Regions from separate parts of the Homo sapiens genome. Here region 1 is linked to region 2. Evidence: chromatin contacts called from ENCODE Hi-C or POLR2A ChIA-PET data. All regions are on one chromosome and are shown on one strand. Each heading gives the region's core, a stretch centred on a gene start or an enhancer-like site at or near the end of the contact. The rest is flanking DNA. Distances are from core to core; before and after follow the strand shown.

Region 1 (5,648 bases), core at 2,954-5,453, 49 kb before region 2:
TGGTGGCCGAAGGGGTTTCCACTCTTCTACATTAGTCCTACTCAGCTGAACTCTGCAAGGAAGAAGAAATTCTTCTTTCCTGAGGAGTTGCCAGACTAGGAAACACAGCCATCTTTTAAAAAGGAGAAGATTAAAATGGAGGAAGCCCCATGAATATTTAAGTAAATCTGAAGTCAGTACCCTCCCCCATTTCAACTAGGTGTTCCTTAACCCTCTCTCTCCACTGCAGACCAGAATTCTGCAGATGCAGCCTCTGCACAAAAATCCAGCCGCTCTAATTGATCAAAGTGATGATGCATTTGATTAATCGATTTTCTGAACATTTAAGCAAACATTTAAAAAAGGTTAGGACCATGGCTGTTTTTAGACTAGGCTGCCAGTACACAAGAATTTTTGTGAACTAGCTTTTTGGAGGATTATTTGTCGCACACACCAAGCGTGTGCCAGTGCATTTAGCCTCTTTTCATAGTAAAATGAATGGGAATGGAATTAATTTATTTTATTTGAAAAGTACTTCCTATGCAGCATGTAAGTTTCTGCCCTCCATCAGCTCATTAATATGCATATTAGATTGCATTCGACAAATGTATTAAACTCTTTTAACCTTTCCATCTAGGATCCAGAGTGTGTTAGGAAATATGAACATTCATTTACTGAAAGAATGGTGAATTGTTTGAGATTTAGTGTTACATCTTCTAACTCACATTAGAAATCTGAGGATTTAAATTAATTTTTATTTTATTTTAGCAATCCAGGGCATGTTGAGAAAGTCATTCCTTCCCTGCAGGTTTCTCTCTCCCTTCTTCCCAGCCCCTCCCTTCTCCTTGTCAGCGTTAAAGCACAGGCAAGGGGAAACACTAGAGCTTTACTGCAGTGGGATTCCCCGCCCCAGGTTCACCCCATTTCCCTCCTCATCTTTCCCCTCTGTTACCCTACCCCTGTACTCCCAGGATTTATTTCATCTATAGCAAGTTGAAGGAATAGCAAAGCACCATGGCAACAGCCCCAACTTGCAATTGGCTCTTTTTCCTGTGAGGCATTCCCCTTTCAAATGAGCATCCGCATCCAACAATAGCTTTATTTCAAGCATCCAAGCCCGGAGTCATGCCATCGCCTGTGCCTAGGAGACCTGGCTTTTGGAGGTGAAGCCAATGCAAGCCAGTATTTCTGCCTGCTGGCTCACTGCACCAGGCATTGTTCTCAAAGATGTCCAATCATCCTCCTTCTGGGTAACCCTGCTTGCGTATGTGTGTGTGTTTCCCATGATACAATATGTTTGTAACCAGGCATCTCTGAATCAATCATCTCAGCTAGCATATTTTACTTATTGAACCTCTGTGCAATTTTGAATCCCAGGTGAATCACATGAATTCCAAATTATTTCGTTTTAAAGACACAACTGCTCAGTCACAATGGCCTCTCATTTTAAATCCTCAAAAGACAGGCACCTAGGCTGAAGACTCAGAAGCTGAAGAAAACAAGTTTATATGCTCTGACCGATAAGCTGAATTTTGGCAAAGAAGTGAACTTTAATTGGATCATTGTAAAAATATGTTGTAAAAAGCTTAGAGACAGATGATTTCTTCCATAATTTTCTCTGCACTAGACTTAGGCAAATATAACATTCAAACAATTGTCTCATTTTGGCTCCTTTAGTCTCTCTGAAATACTTAGGAATGTTTTAGAGTCAATCAGGTTTGTAGTAGTTCAATAATGCCCTTTTTTCACGTATTTGCCAACCATTTATTGAATACCTAAAATGACCAGGGAAAAGAGTGATGATATAGCAGTGAAAAAAAAACAAAGGAACAAACAAAAACTCTTTTCATGCTTTTAATCAGCTTTCATTCTAGTAGGAATAGATATATTAGGGCATGTTGTTTAACCACAACAGCAAACAGTCTAGAGAGGGTAGGACCAGTTCTTTACTAGCTATATCGGCAACTCTGCTCAGAAGATAGGAGCAGGTAGAAACTGAATCATAAAAGGCTATAAGAGGAAAGATTTCTCTGTTTATTTTCTTTCTATAGTCTTCCATTGCCACAGGACCCTGTTGGGATACATTGTCAATCACTTTCAATATGGAATCAGGGAGGTGGCTCTCAGCTGCAGGGCTGAAAATAAACCAAACTCCTCACCTTTCCCGCATAGTTTACTGAAGGGATCAGTGTACTCATGCAAGTCATTAACAGATGAATATCACCTTCCTCCTTCCCAGGCTTAAACTAATTCTCCTATGAGCCTTTTGCTAAGGGCACAGCAATGCTACCAAAAAACATAGTCATCTTAAGGCAACCATAAAACACACAACATGGCGAAGTATGCAAATGGAGGTCACTTAGTGTCAGAAACTAACCTAGTCCTTTAAATGTTGCTTAGCAACAACTGTTGGTTTTCCTCCTCCATAAGGGAGGGCCCAACCACACTGATGTGAAAGCAATCATTGCTCTCATCAAAAAGCACTTATGAAGGGCCCATTTATGTTGGGCTCTGTACAAACTAAGAAAGGCAGACATGGCCTTCAAGGAGCAGACGGCGGGGGGTGGAAGGGTATCTTTTACATTCTAGTATATGTAGAGTCCAGTTAGTATGACTAGTGTTTAACTGTGTGATGAGACACATTAAGAAATAGAATAGATATGAATTATGTTTGAAGTTAAGCCTGAGGAGACAGTTGAGGAGCTAGGCTTAGTTGGGCTTTCAGCATCTGACTCCCACATGGGAGTGTTTCTGTTGAGCCAGAGGCAGCCACAATGTAGTAGACAAATCTTGACTTTTCATTCTCAGCTCTCACTCTCCTGTGTAGTTACATCACCTCTCATGTGTAAAATGAGAATGATCAACCCTAACATTTCATACTTGTATGATAAATTCTGTGGCTGCCTCCTACAGTTTGGACACATTATTTACCAGCAACCAAGACTTCCCAGAAAACAAAACTCCCTCTACATGACTGAGGAAAACAACTCAAATTGAAAATGCTTCAGACCATAACAAAGGAAGGGAAGCATTTATCATCCCTCAGAGTTTCATAGTGTAAGACTTTTGGAATCTATTTATTAAGTTACACGTTTCATCCAGACTCGAAGGTAAAATAGCTCCTGGGTAAAACTGTGTCCCAAGGAGTTACTGGATTGGAAGGAAATGGGCATTATTTACTTTATTAAATTCAGTAGAGAAATCCACAAACAGGAACACATTATTTTAAAGATAAATGTGTCTCTACCATCTCATGTACACAGATACTATTTTCCCTAAGAATCTGCCTTCACAGGAAAACCCTGTTACAGCCTACCTAGAAATAATGTCCCCAGAGGAAATGGCCAATGCCCCTTTTCAACACAGACAAGCAAAATTTGTGAATAAACTCTAATAAAAAATTCCTCCGATGCCTTCTTAAGCTTATGCCCAACATTAGATTCACATACACTGCTAGAAATTGCTTCTATTTTTTGAAAAGGGAAGAAGGTATATTTTCTAGATATGTGATTTAATATTATTGGCCTAGAATATACCTTTTCTATAAAATTGTCTGATTTTTGGAATAAGTTCCTTTAATAGTGAAAAGTTATTTTAAAAGTAGAGAATAGGTAATAAAAGCTAAAATTCAATTACACTTGATAGGAACATTTTGTTTGATGGCTTCAATTTTTCTTTAGTTTTAACACTGCATACAGAGATTATTTCTTCTGAGCCAGTTTCTTCTGAAGTGATAGGACACTTCTTCACTTTTCTATATTTCTCATGGGAGAATTAGTTTGAGCTTTATGCAAAGATCCGCAGGCAAGATAGGCACTATCTTGGTAATGAGTTCTTAGTTAAACTAATCACATAGGAGGAGTGAACTGGAATGATCGCAGGCTCTTCTCAAATCTAAAATTTGGGGATTTTATGTTTTTGAGAATAAAACAGTCCAGAATAGTGATAACACAGGAAGCTAGTATAAAGCCCATGAAAGAGCTTCTTCTAAGACTAATTTAGGCCTGTTGAGGGTGACCTGAAAATCACTTAGGAGTGACTCCTAAGTGATTAAAACTATTCTTCACCCTATCAAAGACTAGCTAAAGCAGGTACCTTCCTCTCATGGATAACCTCAGGATGAGGTCAGTAGGAGAAAACTGTAAGAACAGAGAATAAAAAGGTGTCAAAGAGAGGAAGGCAGCCCCAGCAGTTAGTTACTCTTGTGGGTGGCCGTCTACGCAGGAGCCCAGCTGTGAGACAGGCGCCTTATTGTGTGGGATCTTCCTGTTTTTGCAGAATGAAACAACTGCCGAAGTCATTAAAGTCACAATGACTTTATTAGGGACTAACTTTTGACTCATGTTTTATACTTTGTTAGTCATAACTTAAAAAGAATTCCCGGGCATCAGGAAAGTGAAGGGGCTGAAAATTCCTCCTGAAGGCACAGAATGCCTTCAGTGCATTCTGTGCCTTCAGTGGTAGAAAGAAGTCGAAACTGCAGTGGTACAGTTTAGTGAGAAATGAAGTAAACAGAGTCTGTCCCTGTCTTAGCTCTGGCCCTAAGCAAATATGTAATCTTGGGTAAGCTGAATTAACTTCTTGGGGCTCAGTTTCTTTAGTGGTAAAATGGCTAGCTTCTAATCTTCCTTTTGACTTTCAGGAATTTTGCATGGGAAGAAATGAAGACCCAAAGAAGTAAAGCAAATCTAAGTTTTAAATGAAAAAGAAATAAACAGAATGAGGGATATAGTGTGCTTGTCTAAAACTCCTTATGAAACTAACAATTTCCACAATTCTTAACATTTCAGATTATTTGACAATGTGCATCTCATCTCTTCCCTCCTTTTTGTGTTTCCCTATAAACTCTACCAATCATTTGAAACTTGATGTCCAGTTTCTTTATTGACAGGTTTGTCTTATTTGAAAAGCAAGTGCAATTGAATTGAGTTGGTAACATGGTCAAAGAAGTAATAATGGACATGCAATTGTCCATTAACGTCTGCTTAATCAGCTAGTGTTCCATAATGGGTCATCTTAGCAAACAAGTTCTGCTGTACTAACATCTGCAGCAAACCTTTGGTGTGCCAGGGAACAAACACAGTGAGATCATTCTCACTGTCCATGTGCCAAATCAGAAAGAAACTCTTCTAAACATGTTAGAATTGAGTGCTTCTTGTCTTAACTGCTCAGCAACGTAGTAATCAATAGGTAAGTATACAACGAAAAACAAGCATGAATATATCTACCATTATTCTGCATCAAAAATTATGATGAAGCAACAATAGAATCAATTCTACTTGCTAGTTAGAGGACAAGTCTCTGCTCAAGTGACATATTAAAAGGCAAAGCAGGGAAAAACCATTAATGCCTTCATACAGAATTGAAAAATATCAAAAGATCAAACAAATTTGAATATAGCTGCTCTATAACTAATCTCCTAAATGAGATTAGGGCTTGAACAGCTCCCCAAATTATTACATATTTCTTCCTATCTATCTAACCCTTTTCTGCTGTCCATTTTTCTCAGAATTTCTGAAAACTTCTCAAGAGATGATATAACACACATTATTGGAACACTAAAAAATTGACGTTTCCTAGACCCAAAGTGATTCCCATAAGAATGTTTATAGCAATTTCTCATGATCCAACATTCTCTCAACTCTGAAAGTTGCTGCAGTGATGTAATC
Region 2 (4,857 bases), core at 412-2,911:
TTTTATTCCACTTTTTGTACTGCCACCAAATCTTTTTGTGAATGCTGACCAGTCACTTTATCTTTCGGAACATCAATTTCTCATTTGTCTGATGAGGTTAAGAATACCAGCCCTTGCAGGACTTTGTAGTAATTCAATGAGACTACATGTGGGAAAGTGCTTTGTAACCTCTAAAACACAAGAGATTACTATTCTAATTCCAGCCACCACCCAGGCCACTCCCTGTTTCCACCTCAATTGCCCATCCAGATTTGCTCAACAAATGAAAGCTAATTTTAATATCATCTGCTGACAGTAAATCAATCAGGTGATCAAAGCCAAAAGACCAGTTTATAGATTTTCCCAAGCCACATAACAAGACAGCGTATGTGGTGGTAACAGATGACAGTAAGATGACCATCAAGGACACATCTGTGGTTCTTTTTTATAAATGTGGAAATTAGTGCAGGGAAGAGTCTTGGGAATGTCACGCAGCTAGGAAGCTGATGCTCAGAGAGGCTGGTTTGTGGATGAACTGTGCTTTTCCATTGCCTCCTGTCTCCAAGGCCAGTGGGTCACTTCTGCTTCAGGCTCTTCTTGATTCCTCCAGAAATGAGTATAGGACAGAGCACTGCAATTTCGAAGCAGTTTAGCTTTCCCCATTTTCACCCAGTGATGCTGTGTTCTAATCTCTCTTTGCTTCTGGGCTTACTGTAGTTGAACAGTCCAAACCTCTGTGGTTTGAGAGGCTAATGGCCACCTCCTAAACAAAGTCAATAAGTTGGCTGAGCAGTAAGCTCCAAGATTTAGGAAGAGCTTTCTCTAGAGTTATAAAAGCCCAACGAACATGTTACTTATATCTCTCCCATCACAAAGTCATGACTTAGGAGAAGTTCAGCAGTAATCCCTTCAAGAAAAAGGTCTTTATAACTCGCATGGGTAGAATAACCTGGCATTTGGGAAAGCAACTCAATTATGCCTGCTGGGAGAAAAAGCTATAGGATGAATTCATGACCTAGTTTAGGTAGTATTTAAAATGAACTTTAGTATTTTTATGTAATTGTTACTATTCTATCATGAGATTACATTTATATGCTTGCAATATTTTTTCTCTAATCCTTCCTGAATTAAAAAAAATATGGACTGGCAATCTGGCATAGTTAGAAAAAAAAAAAAGCATTGTCCTAGCGGTAAGAAGCCTGGTGGTCTCGCCCCTGCTTTCCTGCTTATAGCCTTGAGGGTCCTGGCAAGTCATTAAGCCTCTCTGTGCCTCTGGTTCCTCCTCTGTGACATAGAGATAATATTACTAGTCCTTTTTTACCTCAGGATCAAATGGAGAGAAAATGACAACAACAAAATGAAAGTGAAAACGGTTTGAATATCATGATCTCTGACTCAGCCTCCAAGGCCCAAACCTCTTACAGGGCTGAGAATACAGGAGGCCCTTGGAAAATACTTGCTGATCAAATGAGAAGCTCCAAGTTGGATTTCTGAAATAATGAGAAATGAGAGCCCTTAAATTATTAAAAATTACCCATAGAAAAAAATCTGCTTCTCTAATATTGGTAATCTGGTGAATACTGCAGCCATGTGAGGCCTGGAATATACTCATAGCTGTACTATGGGCCTTTCATGAGCACGCAGGAACTTTTCTTCTAAGTGTCTCAGAGAGCCACACCGCATGCTCATATGTGTAAACACACACACACATACATACTGACTCTTTTTCGCTCTTTACTAGAGAGAATATGGAGCCTGTTTGTGATATTAATAGCTTAATCTTCAGAGCTCAGCCACTTAAATATTATTTATCAGTAATGCTATGTTTGGGTGAGAAACCCCAGTAAGAAAGTCAGAAAAACAGAGAATAGGCCATCTATGAAGAATAGACTTGGACACTGAAAACGGGACTGCATACGGCCAGCAGTGATTGCCTAATCCAGCCGGCATGGAGAGACTGCCCTGGCAGATAGTCACCTTCCTAATGGACCTCAGACCCTCTGGGAAATCAAAAACACAAGCCAGGGTAAAGATCTTGAGTTCAGGGTCTGCGTCCAATTCATCTTTGTAGTCACAGCTATACACACACTGTAGGCATCCAATAAATGTTAGATGAATGTATGAATAAGTGAGTGACTGGGGAATGGAAAGAATTCTGGACTGGTAGTTGGAGATGTGGATTCTGGTCCATCCTCTATTATCAGCTATGTAAGTGCACAGAAGTCACTCCAAATCGCCCTCCCTCACATGTGAAATGAGAAGGCTGGATAAATCAACAGTCCACAGTCAATAAAGTACAGTGAACTGGCCGATCTCTGAGCAAGGAGGTGCCACACTCTCCTCTCCACCTTAATGTGGTTTTCAGGTCCCTTGGTGGGCAAGGAGAAGTGAGTCCAGCCAGCAGTGATGTTCCAGGCTGCACCCAGGAATGCAGTGTGAGTCCTGACGAGGTGCCAGAATTAAATCGCTAATATTCATTTCCATGATCAGTATCTCAGGAAGTCTTAAAGGGGAACTAAAATCAACAAAAATTAATTTACTCAAGGCAGCTATTGGCTTTTGATGCCCACTCTGTTGAAGGGTGAGTCTGTCAACTCTGAGAATAAAATAGAACCTTTGAAAGTCTTTTCACATGGCTGAAGAAGGTAAAAACACGAACACCAGAGAGAAAGACATTCCCCTAGATGTCTGTGTTTGTGCAATAGTGCCAATTTTTCCAATATGCATTTTGTTTGGTTTTAATATTCATGCCATTATTAATTCATATTATAACATATATTTTTTCCTTATAATATTTACATTCTATAATGAAATTTGTTACTAAAAAGTCCTACAAATAAAGGCAGAAAAAAGCATTTGATAAAATTCAATTTCCCTTAATGATAAAAACTCTCAACACATTAGGCATAGAAGGTACAAACCTCAACACAAAACAGGCAAACACACAGCTAATGTCACAATGAGTGAGGAAAAGCTAAAAGCTTTTGGCCATTATCAGAAAGATAAAAAATAACAAAAGCCAGCAAGGATGTGGAGGAAAGCAAACTCTTATAAACTGTTGATGGGAAAGTAAGTTAGCACAGCTATTATGGAAAACGGTATGGAGGTTTTGCAACAAAGCTTAAATAGAATTACCATATTACAGTGATCCCACTACTGGGTATTTATCCAAGGGAAAATAAATCAATGTATTGGAGAGATATCTGCACCCCACGTTTATTGCAGCACTATTGACAATAGCCAAGATATGGAATTAGCCTAAATGTCCATCAGCAAATGAATGGATAAAGGAAATATGGCATATAATAATGGAATGCTATTCACTCATGAAAAGGAATGAAATTCTGTCATTTGCAGCAACATGGATGAGCTTGGAGGACATTAAGTAAAATAAGTCAGGTACAGAAAGACAAATACTGCAAGTTTCACTAATATCTGGAGGCTAAAAAACATTGAGCTCATAATAGAGAGTAGAATTATGGTTATTAGAAGCTAGGAAGATTAGTGGGAAGAGGAAGACAGAGAGTTTGGGTAAGGAATACAAAATTAGAGCTAGATAGGAAGAATAAGTTGTAGTTTTCTATTGCACTATGGGGTAAATATAGTTAATAACAATTTATTGTATACGTTCAAAGCTAGAAGAGAGGATTTTGAATGTTCCCAACACAAAGAAATGATAAATGTTTAAGGTGATGAATATGCTAATTACTCTGATTTGATCATTATGCAGTGTATACATATATAAAAATATCACTCTGTATCCCACAAATATATACAACTATTTGGTGTCAACTAAACTTTTTCCTTTTTTTAAAAAGGAAAAAAAGGTACCACAGAATGACTACTATGAGCACAGTACTTTCTACTTCACTAAATGTTTTCAGATCCATGTGAAAGACATTTCAGGTTACAGTGATGAGCTCAGAGGAACCTTTCAGGGTAGAAGGCTGAGTAGATGAAATCTCAAGTTCCACTGTATGGAACCTCTCCACAATTTTTCAGGGAATGTTTGTACAAGTGGAAAACTAAAAAAGATGTCAAGTGCAACACATACCTGACTTGCCACATAATGGGTTTAACAGGAGCATTCTGAGAGTAGGTGGCTAGTGGAAAGAACACAAGCTTTGAAGTCTTGGACTCAAGCCCAGGCCCTGCCCCATAAAAGTTGTGTGATCTTGCAAAGCAACTGTACTTACTTTTTTAAATGGACAGCAGTTAACTTATCTTTAAAACGAATGCAATAAAATCCCCCATAGGTTCAACTTAAAGATGTAAAAGACCCATGAAGTATCTGGCACATAGTAGGGGTTCCAGAAATGACAACCCTTCTCTTTTCCAGACAGCTTGGCCCTTCTGTGGTCTACTAGGTCCCCATCACTGAAGCAACTAAGTAAGGCCTATTAGGTAGTCAGGCAAGCTTCCTTTTCTCCCATTTCCACTTACCAAAATGTTTTCTCTTTCACCACTGGATATGCTCCTCCTCCTATTTTCAAAATTTCAATGAAGAGCCCCAGACAGCATAATATGACTATAGTGACTTTGGAGTAATCTTCAACTTGAGAACAAGAGTCAGCATGAGAACAAAAGTATATTGTTCTATTGATGAACTTTGTAAGTTATTAAATTAGCACAGTGCTATAGGATTTGCCACTCTCTTTTATATCATCTTAGTATGTATCTCAAGAGTTTATGATAAGGAGTGCACTTTGAAATGGTACCTACATTCATACAAATGATTAAAACAGCTTTGGGCAGACTTTTACATATAATAGGATAAGTAATAGGACAACCTTGTTCACCAACCTAGTCATATGTAAGGTAAGCAACCATAATGGACTAATGAATGAATAATGGACTAATAAATTGGATCATTTAACT

The links. A loop is a pair of places that touch in the nucleus more often than their neighbours do. ChIA-PET counts read pairs that join two places held with the same protein, here RNA polymerase II (POLR2A). Pooled maps may share reads with other maps.
Region 1: a map of naive thymus-derived CD4-positive, alpha-beta T cell shows a loop between it and region 2 (4-fold over the local background). The contact joins two enhancer-like sites. A Hi-C loop is called at or near these places in 3 of 168 maps with a recorded cell type or tissue (PC-3, naive thymus-derived CD4-positive, alpha-beta T cell and posterior cingulate gyrus), 2 of 37 single-sample maps with no recorded cell type and 10 of 50 pooled maps. POLR2A ChIA-PET finds 5 or more read pairs at or near these places in 13 of 52 experiments (A673, BJ, CD4-positive, alpha-beta T cell and 10 more).

What each region holds. Positions count from the first base shown.
Region 1 is chr1:66,348,871-66,354,518 of GRCh38, reverse strand. The region is part of intron 8 of PDE4B (phosphodiesterase 4B); the gene reads right to left. Among named protein-coding and RNA genes, the nearest start is that of SGIP1, 180 kb to the left of the region's middle. RefSeq lists enhancers at 2,499-2,548, 2,559-2,648, 4,241-4,290. Within about 2 kb of position 4,203, at least 24 of the 41 ENCODE cell types and tissues checked have a DNase peak (open chromatin) inside an H3K27ac peak, as active enhancers do; they include CD4-positive, alpha-beta T cell, GM12878 and HCT116, where a contact is called at or near this core.
Region 2 is chr1:66,297,860-66,302,716 of GRCh38, reverse strand. The region is part of intron 7 of PDE4B (phosphodiesterase 4B); the gene reads right to left. Among named protein-coding and RNA genes, the nearest start is that of SGIP1, 230 kb to the left of the region's middle. RefSeq lists an enhancer at 1,268-1,327. Within about 2 kb of position 1,661, at least 12 of the 41 ENCODE cell types and tissues checked have a DNase peak (open chromatin) inside an H3K27ac peak, as active enhancers do; they include CD4-positive, alpha-beta T cell, GM12878 and HCT116, where a contact is called at or near this core.